Linked DNA regions of Homo sapiens: region 1 is linked to region 2. The links are chromatin loops, found by intact Hi-C in ENCODE. Cell type or tissue: CD4-positive, alpha-beta T cell. All regions are shown on one strand. Links, peaks and the distances in the headings refer to the core of each region. The heading gives the core; the rest is flanking DNA.

Region 1 (2,908 bases), core at 301-2,800, 120 kb after region 2:
AGGCTTGTCACTTCAGCTATTAGTATTTCGAGACCTTTAGTCCATTGCCCTGATTCATTTATAGAGAAAAATTAATAGCTCTATCGAGAAAAGGAACAACTTTATTATAAATAAGACAGTCAGCTGGGTGTGGTGGCTCACGCCTATAATGCCAGCACTTTGGGAGGCTGAGGTGGGTGGATCACGAGGTCAGGAGACCGAGACCATCCTGACTAACACGGTGAAACCCCATCTCTACTAAAAATACAAAAAATTAGCCGGGTGTGGTGGCGGGCGCCTGTAGTCCCAGCTACTCAGGAGGCTGAGGCAGGAGAATGCTGTGAACCTGGGAGGCGGAGCTTGCAGTGAGCCGAGATTGCACCACTGCACTCCAGCCTGGGTGACAGAGCGAGACTCCATCTCAAAAAATAAAAAATAAAAATAAAAATTAGTGTCAAGGATTTTAATTTTTTTACTCATATTGGTCCATTGTGATGGACTGCACTGAATTGTATTCTTTGCTTCAAGTTATAGAGAGCCTGTAAATGACCTGCGTACTTAGTGGCTCCAGAAGCTGTCATTGATGTCTTGTCTTTCAACAGTATCTCCTTATAACATACATCAGCCTTTCTTACCACCTGTTTCTTGGAGGTTGTCTTTGCTCATCATTGGAATGCTGGCAGATTTTACTCCAGGGTAGATTCTTGGCCCTCCTGCCCTGTTCTTTGGTAAAAATCATGGCAAAGCCTTGCAAGTGTGTAGGAATAGGAAGAACACCTGGAATTTCTAGCATTTCTCTTCTTTTTTTTTTTTGAGACGGAATCTCGCTCTGTAGCCCAGGCTGGAGTGCAGTGGCGCGATCTTGGTTCACTGCAAGCTCCACCTCCCGGGTTCACGCCATTCTCCTGCCTCAGCCTCCCGAGTAGCTGGGACTACAGGCGCCCACCACCGCGCCCGGCTAATTTTTTTTTTTGTATTTTTAGTAGAGATGGGGTTTCACCATGGTCTCGATCTCCTGACCTCGTGATCCGCCCGCCTCGGCCTCCCAAAGTGCTGGGATTACAGGCGTGAGCCAGTGCGCCCGGCCGCATTTCTCTTCTTGAAGGGTAACTTTTAGATTTCTGAATCTTTAGGAACTTACAGGAATGGTAGGTAAGAAAATAATCCTAAACAGGGCTGCTGTGGTAGTTTAAAACTTCAGAAAGCCAAATTCTACATGTTTCAGAGGAAAGTGGAGAAAAATGTTATGTTAACTGGAGGGAAAATCAACTTCCTGAGGAAGTGGAGTCTAGCAACCTCTTTCGGTTTCACAGAGTAGTTCAATAAATAGGAAGCACTTGCCAGCACACAAACCTTTTACAGTCAAGTTGCTCGTTGAATGGATGGAATTGACATTCCCTGCCCTTTGCCTAGAATAGGTGGTTACCCACATTTGCTTGGCAGTGCTTAAGCCCATCTTCCCAGGTTCATCTTTCTCTTACTGTTAGGAACCTGACTGGAACCCTGAATCAGGTTTGACTTTTATCCCCCTCCAATCCTCTTATTCTCTTGCTTTCTGTTCACTTTCTTTCTTGATTTTTTGAGATGGGGTCTCACTCTGTTGCCCAGGCTGGAATAGTGCTATCTCGGCTCATGGCAACCTCTGCCTCCCAGGTTCAAGCAATTCTTCTGCCTCAGCCTCCCCAGTAGCTAGGATTACAGGCGTGTGCCACCATGCCGAGCTAATTTTTGTATTTATAGTGGAGATGGGGTTTCACCATATTGGCCAGGCTGGTCTCGAACTCCTGACCTTAACTCATCCACCCGCCTCGGCCTCCCAAAATGCTGGGATTACAGGCATGAGTGAGCCACTGTGCCCGGCCATCTGTTCACTTTCTTAATGTCTAGACATATTTTATATCAAGGTAAAATAACACTCTAATATTTAATAAAATAAGTAATGGGCTTACACTTGTTTTTTCTTTCTTTTTTTTTTTTTTTCCATACAGTATCTCGCTCTGTTGCCCAGGCTGGAGTGCAGTGGTGCAATCTTGGCTCTCTGCAGCCTCCACCTCCTGGCCTCAAGCAATCCTCCCACCTCAGCCTCCTGAGTAGCTAGGACTAGAGCGAGCCACCATAGCCAGCTACTTTCTGTATTTTTTGTGGAGACAGGGTTTTGCCATGCTGCCCAGGCTGGTCTCAAACTCCTGAGCGCAAGTGATCACCCGCCTCAGCCTCCCAAAGTGCTGGGATTACTGGCATGAGCCACCTCACCCGGCTAGGGGCTTACATTTTATTTCTTCTTATTTTCTCTTTTTTTTTTTTTTAACCCAGGGTTTTTAAGAACCCTGTTAACCCCTGCTTATGTTGTGTTGATAGTGCCAAGGGTAATCTGTTTTAAACCTTTGTCTGCCCTTCAGGCTCCGGATTTCTATGTGCAGATGAAATGGGAATTCACCAGCTGGGGTGAGTGGCTGTGGGCTCGTTATTTATTTCTCTTTCTAAATTTACTTAGCCCGCATGTAGGTTTATTTTTCCTTTGTAAAAGTTACATGTATTTTTTTTTAGTCAAGGAAATACATAGTGAAGAATAAGGAAAAATAATCACTGATAGTCCCAGTTAAACACAACTGTTAATGCTTTGGGTGTTTTTCATCCGGTCTTCCCCGCCATGCATAGGACTTTTCCTCCCAGGCATTCATGAAGGTAGTATATAGACAATTTCATTTCCTCCTTTTGTCATTTATAGCCGACATCTATATTATTAGTTTTAAAATGTCACTTTATTTTTATTTTTTATTTTATTTTTATTTTTATTTTTTTGAGACAGAGTCTCACTCTGTTGTCCAGGCTGGAGTGCAGTGGCATGACCTTGGCTCACTGTAATCCTCATCTCCCAGATTCAAGCGATTCTCATGCCTCAGCTTCCTGAGTAGCTGGGATTACAGGT
Region 2 (2,908 bases), core at 250-2,749:
GCCTCCCAAAGTGCTGGGATTACAGGCATGAGCCACCAGGCCCGGCCTGAAAGTTGCTCTATTTTTACTCTCATTCCATGGACTAGGAAGCTGAGGCACAGACAGATGAAGTGACCTGCCCAAGACTACACCAGCATGGTATAGCTTGAAACCTGGGCGTTCTGACTGTAGAGACCATGTTTTGAGACAGGGTCTCACTCTGTCACTCAGGCTGGAGTGCAATGGTGTGATCACGGCTCACTGCAGCCTCCTTGTCCTGAGCTCAAGTGATCCTCCCACCTCAGCCTCCCAAGTTGCTAGGACTATAGGTGTGCACCACCACAGCCTGCTAATTTTATTTATTTATTTATGTATTCATTTATTTATTTAATTTGGAGGTGGAGTCTCACTTTGTCACCCAGGCTGGAGTGCAGCAGCGCAATCTTGGCTCACTGCAACCTCTGCCTCCCAGGTTCAAGCGATTCTCCTGCCTCAGCCTCCCGAGTAGCTGGGAGTATAAGCATCTGCCATCATGCCCGGCTAATTTTTGTATTTTTAGCAGAGACGGGGTTTCATCATGTTGGCCAGGCTGGTCTTCAACTCCTGACCTCAGGTAATCCACCCTCCTGGGCCTCCCAAAGTGCTGGGATTACAGGCGTAAGCCACTGAACCCAGCTGAGGCCATGATGCTGCATCCAGGAAAAACAGAGATGAATAAAGAATGGAGAAATGAAGGGAAGAAGAAATGAAAGAATGGGAAAATGAAAGAAAAGAGAACAAACAAGTATTTTTCTTCATTTTCTTTTTAATGGAATAGTTGGCATGTAATACTTGTAGCACACGAGTTATAAAACATACTAATAGAATGAACACTTTTGAACTCACCACCAATATAAGACTATAATAGAAAGTTATCGGCCGGGTGCAGTGGCTCACTCCTGTAATCCTAGCACTTTGGGAGCCTGAGGCAGGCGCATCACGAGGTCAGGAGATCGAGACCATCCTGACCAATATGGTGAAACCCCATCTCTACTAAAATACAAAAAATTAGCTGGGCGTGGTGGCGTGCGCCTGTAGTCTCAGCTACTCGGTAGGCTGAGGCAGGGTAATCGCTTGAACCCGTAAGGCGGAGGTTGCAGTGAATCGAGATCACGCCACTGCACTCCAGCCTGGCGACAGAGCAAGACTCTGTCTCAAAAAAATAAAAAAGTTACCAATAACTTCCATCTACTTATGCCAGCAGGCCTCTGCCCAAGTTGTACATTGAACACACCTGGGGAATTTTGGAAAACACTGATACTCTCAGATGGGATTTGGGGTTTGGTTTGGGCATCTGGATTTTTTAAAGGTATCTGGATTTTTTCTTCTTTTTTTTGAGACAGTGTCTGGCTCTGTCACCCAGGCTGGAGTGCAGTGGCACAGTCATGGCTCACGGCAGCCTCGATCTCCTGGGCTCAACTGATCCTCCCGCCTCAGTCTCCCGAGTAGCTGGGACCACAAGTCCCACCATGCCCGGTTAAGTTTAAAAAATTTTTTAGAGACAGGAGTCCCTCTGTGTTGCCCAGGCTGGTATCTGGTGATTCTCACGCGCAGCCAGGTTTGAGGACCACTGACTTACATTCTCTTCCCCCTGGTTTCCACCTTCACCTTCACGTGATGGTAACCACCATCCTGAAATACGTGTAGTGCATGGACGGATTCTTTGCCTCCATGCTTCCCTATTTCAAGGAGCAGCGACGTTTGCTATTTATCTCCCGCTGGCCACGACGGGGCACCAGAGAAAAACACAGGCTCCCTACGCGCTGAAGGAGGCTTGGCCCTTGCGACGCTCCGTCGTCGGGCTCGTTGCCGGTGCAAACAGGGAGGAAACAGCCGGCGTTGCTGTAGCGCGTCTGGGAATTACACCGGGGGACTGGCCGGCCCGCTTCGTGCCTGCGGGAAGTCGGGCCGGGGGACTCTTCGGAAACTCCGAGCCTCAGAGAAATGTGAGTCGGAGGGTTGGACTAGGCCGGATCCGGCGTTAGGGCGGGGGCCCGCAGGCGGCCCGCGCGGGCGGGAACCGGGGCGGCAGTCAGCGGGCGCGAGCTCAGGGCGCCTCCGGGGTCCTCACTGCGCTCCCCACGCGCTGTGACCCCATTTGTTGCACGTGCATGTTCAGGTCGAGAGAGGGATGCGACGTGTTCGGGGAGCAGCCCACCTTGTGGGTGGCCAATCCGGGACGGGAATCTTAAACTTTTAACTCTTGGTGCAAAGACTGATCCACTGGCGGCTTTACGGGAGCGGGAAAAAAGTATGTGAAGCTTGCCACGGTCTCGAGACCGAGGTCACACGTTAGCAGCCTGCCGGCTACATTTGGACCATAGACGCAGAGTGTTTGCCCCCAAAACTGGAGGACCTCCAGAATGAGATTCTTGGCGTGCACCAGGCCTTTTCGCTCATTCAGCCGGCGTTCCTACCCAGGCACTGCATCGACCCTACACTTGAGGACAGCTTTTGGGTCAGGGGAATTGGTGCCTGGAGTGAGACTGCTCTCTGCTTTCAAGGCTCCAGCTGTATCCCTACATTGCTCAGGCAATTCCTCTCTCTAGGTCTCAGCTTCTTCATCTGCAAGATGAAAGGTCTGTCCTCCATGGTAGCCCAACATACTTCCGAGTGTTATTATCAGTCCCCTCCCCGGGGACTGCCAGAGCCAGGGCAGGTTGGTCCCAACAGGCAGCCCCTTGCAGCAGAGAGAGCCTGGGCTCTGGTCTCAGACGGACATGAATTAGGAACCCAGCTTGTTTATCTCCTTTACTTCCTGGCTCTGTGATCCTGAGCAAATCACTTTGTAATGCTTAACGTTGTTTTTACTAACCTTGTTTTTTAATGCCTTACCTTGTTTTTACTAACCTTGCTTTTAGACTCTTTTTTTCCCCTTAATCACCTAGCC

What was found. Hi-C counts contacts between places; a loop is a spot of excess contacts. Peaks named below come from ENCODE experiments on the same cell type or tissue, not always from the same donor. Only the 100,000 strongest peaks of a DNase experiment are listed, where the experiment ranks them.
Region 1: a loop joins it to region 2, with 2.4 times the contacts of the local background. A loop is called at or near these places in 4 of 110 quality-filtered maps.

What each region holds. Positions count from the first base shown.
Region 1 is chr12:110,014,010-110,016,917 of GRCh38, forward strand. ANKRD13A (ankyrin repeat domain 13A) reads left to right here. Exons shown (of 15, transcript NM_033121.2): 4 at 2,379-2,424. Among named protein-coding and RNA genes, the nearest start is that of ANKRD13A, 16 kb to the left of the region's middle. In CD4-positive, alpha-beta T cell, for the core only: a CTCF peak has its summit at 1,342; a DNase peak (open chromatin) is centred at 1,282; H3K27ac peaks cover 615 bases.
Region 2 is chr12:109,898,463-109,901,370 of GRCh38, forward strand. TCHP (trichoplein keratin filament binding) reads left to right here and starts at 1,812. Exons shown (of 13, transcript NM_001143852.2): 1 at 1,812-1,964. RefSeq lists enhancers at 1,535-2,375, 2,376-2,908 and a silencer at 2,033-2,142. In CD4-positive, alpha-beta T cell, for the core only: no CTCF peak of the experiment used is centred there; a DNase peak (open chromatin) is centred at 1,799; H3K4me3 peaks cover 1,479 bases; H3K27ac peaks cover 718 bases.